2 separate regions of the Homo sapiens genome follow, and region 1 is linked to region 2. Evidence: read pairs that join two places in POLR2A ChIA-PET (ENCODE). Cell type or tissue: OCI-LY7. All regions are shown on one strand. Region 1 overlaps KIF1A (kinesin family member 1A). Region 2 overlaps ANKMY1 (ankyrin repeat and MYND domain containing 1).

The links. ChIA-PET counts read pairs that join two places held together with the same protein. Peaks named below come from ENCODE experiments on the same cell type or tissue, not always from the same donor. Only the 100,000 strongest peaks of a DNase experiment are listed, where the experiment ranks them.
Region 1: POLR2A ChIA-PET joins it to region 2 with 9 read pairs; 2 of 35 experiments call an interaction of 5 or more read pairs at or near these places.

Annotation. Positions count from the first base shown.
Region 1 is chr2:240,756,804-240,760,803 of GRCh38, forward strand. KIF1A (kinesin family member 1A) reads right to left here. Exons shown (of 49, transcript NM_001244008.2): 25 at 3,862-4,000; 26 at 1,557-1,694; 27 at 516-791. Among named protein-coding and RNA genes, the nearest start is that of KIF1A, 61 kb to the right of the region's middle. In OCI-LY7, no CTCF peak of the experiment used is centred here; no DNase peak of the experiment used is centred here.
Region 2 is chr2:240,549,815-240,553,814 of GRCh38, forward strand. It overlaps ANKMY1 (ankyrin repeat and MYND domain containing 1), which reads right to left. Exons shown (of 18, transcript NM_001282771.3): 4 at 3,100-3,243. Among named protein-coding and RNA genes, the nearest start is that of ANKMY1, 6.2 kb to the right of the region's middle. RefSeq lists a silencer at 2,060-2,159. In OCI-LY7, no CTCF peak of the experiment used is centred here; a DNase peak (open chromatin) is centred at 2,177; H3K4me3 peaks cover 1,055 bases; H3K27ac peaks cover 2,546 bases.

The DNA of each region.
Region 1 (4,000 bases), 210 kb after region 2:
TCTCTTCTGGATGACAGCTGAGCTGGGGTGAGGCTGCCTCCGCTAGGACAGTGTTGATTCCCAGGAGAATGACAGGACGGGCATCCTGCTTGGGGGCGGCTGGCCCTCACCTATCAAATGCCCCTTGGGCCCTGCACTGGGACTTTCAGGGAGGAACTCGGCCATTGGGTGCCTGAGCCACTCCGGGGTTCCTACGGCCTCTCTGCAGAAATAGTCCCACCTGCCTGGGGCCACAGCTGCAAGCTCCGGGGTGCACTACCTCTTCTGTACCTGGAACCCAGACTCTTCCCTGCCGGCCCAAAGCGACCGTCTCCAGGATGGGTGAGCAGCCCCACTGCAAGGATGCAGGGCCCGGGGGCCCTCGGGTGCTCTCCTCAGGAGGCCAGCCCCTCCACCTGCCTCGCCTGCCCTGGGAGGGCCCGGGCCAGGCCCCAGCGGTTCCTCTGTGCCCGCAGCAGTGCTCCTGTGCAAAAGAGCTGGGTCCTCCCCAGCATGCTCTCCTCGACCTCACCAACCTTCCTACTAAACTGAACAGGGGGGGCCGGTCGTAAAACGGGTCCCGGCCGTCGCACAGCGCGTGCTCCGGAAAGACGTCGTCCTCCAGGTCCTCCTCCTCCTCATCCTCCTCCTCCTCCTCCTCCTCCTCCTCCTCCCCCACGCTCTGCTCCTCGGCAGGCTCGGTGGCGTCGGAGTCGGGGCTCGAGAAGGTGGGGGAGGGGGTGAGAGCAGCCATGCGCTCGCTCATGCATGTGTTGAGAAGAGGGTAGCTGTTGCAGCCAGAGATGGCTGAACTGAGGTTAGTGCGACAAGACAGAGAGAAGTTAACACCAGCGACTCGCAGGGACGAACAGGGGCCGGGGCCGGGGCTGGGGGGCTTCTGTTTAAAACCAAAACCAAACACACAGACCATCGAGAATGCTGCTTTAAAAGATGAGAGAACCAAAACTGTGCCCCCAGGCTTGGAAAGAAATCACATGTATGGCCAGCAGGAAGGTTCCGGAAGGTTCCGGAGGACACCTGCAGGTGGGACTGAGAACAGGGGTCTCGGCTGGGAGTGGCTGAGGCCATATGAGGACCTCGAGAGTTTGGCCACGTTGAGGCCTCAGAATACCACGGTCCCATGGGGTGAAGGGGGCTGGGTGCAGACCCCAGACTGGAGACCGGGGAAGGAGGCAGCCATTTGTAAGGCTCAGGTGACACAGCCCTGCCTCCATGTTCCCACCCTCAGGACCAACAGGTGACCTGGAAAGTTTGCTTGGGAGCCTCACATATTCATACACATGGACCCATGGGTTCTGGCGGCTACAGCCCTGCAGTGGGTTTGGGTGGCAGTGCCAAGACCCCATCCCACGTCCCCTGAAATAACAGGCCCTGTGGTGTGTGGAGAGGAATGGCTGGGAGGAACCTCAGGCCAGGGAGGACAGGGCTGGGAATATGGGGCTGGAAAAGCACTTGTCAGGGCCGCTCCTTGTATCAGGCCAGGGCCCACTCCTACCCCCACTGCCATCTCTCTCTCTCAATCTCTCTCTCTGCCAAGGAAGGGAGGAGGCGCCCACCTGCCCACCAGCCGGAACCAGGGGAAGCGGTCATAGAAGGGGTCTCCGCCGGTCACCACGTTGTCACAGTCCTCGATGACACTGGAGGGCACCTCTGCAGCGCGGTCGTACATCTCCCGCATCAGGTCCAGACGCTGCCTGCAGGGACGGCAGGGGTCAATGTGGACCCAGGCCCAGCGCTCAGCAGCTGGCACCGCACACCCTTATCTCCTGGGGACAGTGGGCTCAGCCTAGCTCTGGCCACCACATCCAGCTCAGGGTCATCAAGGTCCAGGGGGCTTGCTAGACAGACCCCCTCTGTGACCCTTAGAGCTGGTCAGTCACAAGTAACGTACTCAGCTAAGCACGCAAGGTCACCAACAGCTCCTCCCAAACTCCCTCCAGGGGGTGGGCTGGGGAACAAGCAGTGAGGGGCTAGAGGGGCTGGCGGCACTGGGCTGCTGGAAAGCTGGCGGAGAGGTGGGAAGAGAACCCAAGTGAAGCTCAGAAACGGGGATCAGGCCACAGAGGCGCAAGAGCTCGAGGAATAAAGGGCAAACTGGGGGTAGGGACACAGAAGACAGAGAAAATAGCCTACAAATTATTATTCCCAAGAAAAACTTAATGTAGGACAAAGGAAAAGCAATCATTGTGCCCCTAGATCTCAGGTATAAGAGAAACCACATCAACAGTGGCTGTCCGTCCTTCCAAGCCACGTAACCTGGGAGAACAGGGCAGAAGAGTGAGGAGGGTGAGTGTGGGAGTGTATGCTGTGTATATGTGCACATCTTCATGAATGCTTATGAGTGTGTGTGTGTGTGTGTGTGTGTTTGCATGAATGTGTATGTGTGTATGAATGCATTAATCATATTTTTATTTTCTGTATCTTGTGATGTTTTGACTTCCTTGGGGGGCACTGCAGGCTGGGGAGGGCTGCCCAGGTCCTGATAATTCCTAGAGACAGTCAGCAACTTGCCATCACCCCTGCCTTTCCTACACAAACCAACCAATCCCAAGTCTGTACCCCAGCCACCTCCTTTCTCTAACTTTTTCACACACCAGGCCAATATTCCCCCTGGCCTAAATCACCCAGGACAAGGTACCAGACAACTAGGGACAGCCCTATGCCCCAGAGCCCTGCAGAATTATTCAAACTAGCCAAGCCTAAGCTGTCTCCCTGCTCTGCCTGGCCTTTCCCACAACCCCAGGCTGTGGCCTGGGCCTTCCCCTACTCCTACTCCTCTCTGCCTGGTGCCTCCCCCTGTAGCCCTGCAGGGTGGGGCGTGCCATGCTCTGCTTCCCAGGGGCCTGTGAGTGACATTCAACTCCCCCACTGATGGCGCTGACCTCACATGGTGACTCAGTCACCCCCGTAACTTGAGGCCTGGCTGGGTGCAGTGGCTTGCACCTATAACGCTAGTACTTTGGGAGGCCAGGGTGCAAGGATTGGCTGAGGCCAGGAGTTAGAGATCAGCCTGTGCAACAGAGCGAGACCTCATCTCTACCACAAAAAAAATTCAAAAATTAGCTGGGTGTCATAGTGCACTCCATTCCTGTGGTCCCAGCTACTTGGGAGGCTGAGGTGGAACAATCACTTGAGCCCAGGAGTTTGAGCTGCAGCGAGCCATGATCACACCACTGCACTCTAGCCTGAGCAACAGAGCAAGGCCCTGTCTCTTAAAGAAAAAAAAAAAAAAATTAAGGGCTCAAGACAAATCAGCGTGAGCATGTGGGGACAGCAGAGGCCGAGCTTTAGGAAGGACACCAGCTCACGTTGGGCACAGAGGGGCACAGCCCAGGCTTCCTCCTCACCACCCCCACCTCAGCTCCTCCTCCACCTTCCACTGGGCTCAGCTAAGGGATCCACCTCCCGGCAGCTTCCTGAATGGAGGAGCAAGGGGGCATTCCTTCCATCCCCCACCACCTCTCCCAGTCCCTCTGGGGAGCCACCCTTCAGGCCCTGCTGTACCCGCTCTTGGCGCTCCGCCAGCCTGTTCTGTCGGTGCCACAGCCTGCCCTCCCCTCCACTGCACCGTCCTGACCCCTGTGGGCCTAGGGAGCATTCCCCTCATCTGTCCTTTCCTCCGAAAGAAAATGTCCAAATCTATTTTTATGTATGATTGCTGCATTGGTAGAAAGAGAATGAGGATTCTACAAGGCTGGACTCTATTCACATTTTTCTTCTGATTTTAAAATAATTGGAACAGGAGGAACAGCGGTGTCTGCAGGTACTCGCTGTGAAGCCTGTGCCTACCACCGCTCCTGTGGCTTCAGCCCTGCCCAGGAGGACCCTCCCACCATCCACCCAGCGGCCCTCCAGCCCCACCTGAGCTTCTCCAGCGTCCAGTAGTGGGTGGCCCCGTTCTTCTGGTCCTGGACCTCCACGGCCACAATGGTGCGGGGGAAGGGCCGCGTCTCTCGGTCTTTGGCGGCCTCTGGGGGCAGCAGGTCGGGTGGCAGAGGGG
Region 2 (4,000 bases):
GATACCATCTCACACCAGTTAGAATGGCAATCATTAAAAAGTCAGGAAACAACAGGTGCTGGAGAGGATGTGGAGAAACAGGAACACTTTTACACTGTTGGTGGGACTGTAAACTAGTTCAACCATTGTGGAAGTCAGTGTGGCGATTCCTCAGGGATCTAGAACTAGAAATACCATTTGACCCAGCCATCCCATTACCGGGTATATACCCAAAGGACTATAAATCATGCTGCTATAAAGACACATGCACACGTATGTTTATTGTGGCATTATTCACAATAGCAAAGACTTGGAACCAACCCAAATGTCCAACAATGATAGACTGGATTAAGAAAATGTGGCATATATACACCATGGAATACTATGCAGCCATAAAAAATGAGTTCACATCCTTTGTAGGGACATGGATGAAATTGGAAATCATCATTCTCGGTAAACTATCGCAAGAACAAAAAACCAAACACCGCGTATTCTCACTCATAGGCGGGAATTGAACAACGAGAACACATGGACACAGGAAGGGGAACATCACACTCTGGGGACTGCTGTGGGGTGGGGGGAGGGGGGAGGGATAGCATTGGGAGATATACCTAATGCTAGATGACGAGTTAGTGGGTGCAGCATACCAGCATGGCACATGTATACATATGTAACTAACCTGCACATTGTGCACATGTACCCTGAAACTTAAAGTATAATAATAATAAATTTAAAAAAAAAGATCTTACTCTTGATGAAGGTAAATTTTTGATCTTAAATTAACTTTTTTTGGATATTAGGCTTCCTGAAGTCCAAGAAAGACATATTAGGCTTATTTGTTATATTAGAATTATACCGGAAGCATTGTAAATTGTGAGGTGGTATTTAACTTTCTTTGGGTTTTATTTATATACATGTTATTAATATGTGTTCCAGGATTTATGACATTCTTGAAATTCTAATATGTTTAAATATATGTTGTCAACAATAGTTAATGATTATTATGTTAAATTGTTGTATGACACAGAAATAACCAAATTTCCTTGTCATCTCTATCTTTTGACTATGGCTGCCTTAAGACTTTTGTCATCCACAATTGTTTTGCTTTGATCTTTCTCAAAAAAAGTGACTTGTAATCAGCTACCGTCCAGGGCTTGCTTCTTTGGGGGAGTTCCTGAAAAGGACTATTGAATTCAGGTGTCTGATAACTTTGGCGATTGTGCCACTGGATGAGAGAGAAAACTTCCACTGCACTAATTGGAAGGCTGATGTGTTCATAAACATTGCTCACCCAATATGACACAGGGCAGGAGCTGACTGCATGGACTCAGCTAACAGAACACTGGAATGCTTTTTATGTTTTTTTTTTTTTTGAAATATTGCTGATTCTTCTTTTGTCTTTCAGAGTCAGGATAATTTTTTTCTTTTGAGCTATTCATAACCTTGAAATATACTTTAAGTGTACTGAGTAGAGTATACATTTGTAAACAAAATTTGAGTCATATTTCTCTCTGCCTAATTTCTCCAGAATTTTTAAACTATTTGTGAATATTCTTAATTCATGGCAACGTGTTTGTTTGCATATGTTTAATAAGAATCTGTTTTATTTTATAATGGGACACAGCTGGGGGAACTGGTTATTTTCCCAAGGCTTTAACTGAAATGGCCTTGCGAGAGGTTCCGGCAAAGCCAGTTTAGGACAGCCTATGCGAACCACAGTTCTTGCTGTGCTTTGTGTGGGTGATCAGGGCACCAGGAAACTGAAGCTTATTTTGCAAGTAGGTTGTCCTACTGTTATTTGTCTTTGATGCAAGTGGGGGAATGGAAAGAGATTGTCTTTTAGAAGAAAACTCTATTTAGATTAACCTTTGATTCCTAAGTGACCACATGGTCACCCATGGTATGGAGCTGCCCACAACGCCCCTCCTCAGCATGGAGCAGCCAGAAAGACCCACAACCTGATTCCCCATGGTTGAGGAACTGATAAACAAAAAGGGGGGACTGAAACCAGCCCAGTAATCCTACAGAGAGTTGTTTCCAGATAAACATAGAAATTGACCCTTCTGGTCTTAAAGCTTGAAACTTAAATTTGTTTTATCTGAGTTTCTTCCTCAGGAAAGACCTTCAGGCCTCTCAAAAAGTATCAAAGAGCTGAAACTCCTCTCAGAAAGTATCAAAGAACTGAAACTCACCAGACCATGGCATTCAATGTGACTCCAGGCCCTTTGTTCACCGTGACTGCTTCCTCACCCCTCCCAAGTTCCTGCTTTCTCACACATTATTACATTTCTTCCTTGATATATAAACCCCTAGTTTTAGTCAGGGGGATGGATTTGAGATTAAGCTCCCATCTCTTCAGCTGCACCTCCAAATTACAGCCTTCTTCCTTGGCAATACTCATTGTCTCAGTGATGGGCTTTCTGTGCAGGAAGCGGAAAGATCTAGAGCGAACCCCTGGTGTTTCAGTAACAGCCACTCATATTGGCTCAGAATAAACCTCTTTAAAATATTTTGCAGAGTTTGTTTTTTTTCTGTTGACACCATTAATATGGCATTCTCACAAGGGCAAAATTCTAGGCCAAAATAGATCAGCCACAGTTTGTTGAAGGAGACATTTATTACAAAGGCCATGGCAATATTTTGAGGGTGATGGAACTGTTTGTATATCCTGACTACAGTAGTAGTTACACAACCCTGTAATTGTCAAAAATTTCAGAACTATATATTAAAATGGGTGAATTTTACTGTAAATTATACTGTAATAAAAGGGGGAAAGGCATCTGTATTTGAAAGACTAGGCATGTTCTCCATTTAAAAAGGCACATTTCAAACATTATGTGTACAGTGATCCAGTTTACATATTTAAAAATAAACACGTGCGTTTCTTAAATCTAAAGGACATGTAACAATTTGCTGGTATCCCTCTGGGGAATAAAATGCAAGGAGGCTTTTATTTTCAGTCTATATCCTTATTATTGGTACCATTTTAATCATTAAAAGTAAAAAAGCTACTTGTAGCTAAACAAATAAACTTCCCCAGGACCGAAATATCTTTTTGTCCAGTGGCTTAGACACACACAGCCACTTCGACCCCAGCTGAACACATGGCAGCCCCCTCACCTGGAAAAGCCGTGTCTTCATGTACATGGTGCCGTAGCCTTCTCGGTGGCTGAGGTAAAATGTGCCCGTGAAACTGGAGCCATCTGGCCACATGTAGGTACCCAGGCCATGGCAGTGGTCCCGGTAAAACTGCCCATGGTATGACTGTGAGATGGAGAAGTTGGTGAGAAATTGCTGCTCTTCCAGAACCTGACGGGATGCCCTTGAGGCTGAGCCACCATGCCTGGTTGGCAATGAATGGGGACCACCCAGGGCTGTGGCAGAACTCAGGGATGCCTGGCATGCGACTATTAGAGTCGGCAACTGAAGCACCCAGAGGGGTTACCAGGCAGTCAGCCTGATAGCCAGGCTCCCTCTCTGTCTTCTCCTCAGGTGGGGGACTGTGGGGAGGCTTAAAACTACCTAGACATCCTGAGTCAGGAGAGCACGGACATGCCTTCTCCCTGGTGACCTTGATCTTAGGTTTGGAGGGTCCTGTCCCCACTCAGGAGCCCCATGCTGCTGAGCTCCCTGCCAGGTTCACAGGTGACAGGCTGGCCCTGGAAGGCTGGCTGTAGGCCCCAGTAGGCACAGGGGAGGACTCTGATTTATAACTCTTCAGCACTGGTTGGACACGTGAGCTCCACAAACAACAGGAGTGAGTGTATCAGAGCCTGCCCCTTTACCAAGGCCCCCAGAGGGAAAAAGAATGTGACATTTGGCCGGGTGTGGTGGCTCACATCTGTAATTCCAGCACTTTGGGAGGCCGAGGCAGGCGGATCATCTAAGGTCAGGAGTTCAAGACCAGCCTGACCAACATGGTGAAACCCTGTCTCTACTAAAAATACAAAAATTAGCTGGGCGTGGTGGTGCATGCCTGTAATCCCAGCTACTCAGGAGGCTGAGGCAGGAGAATCACTAG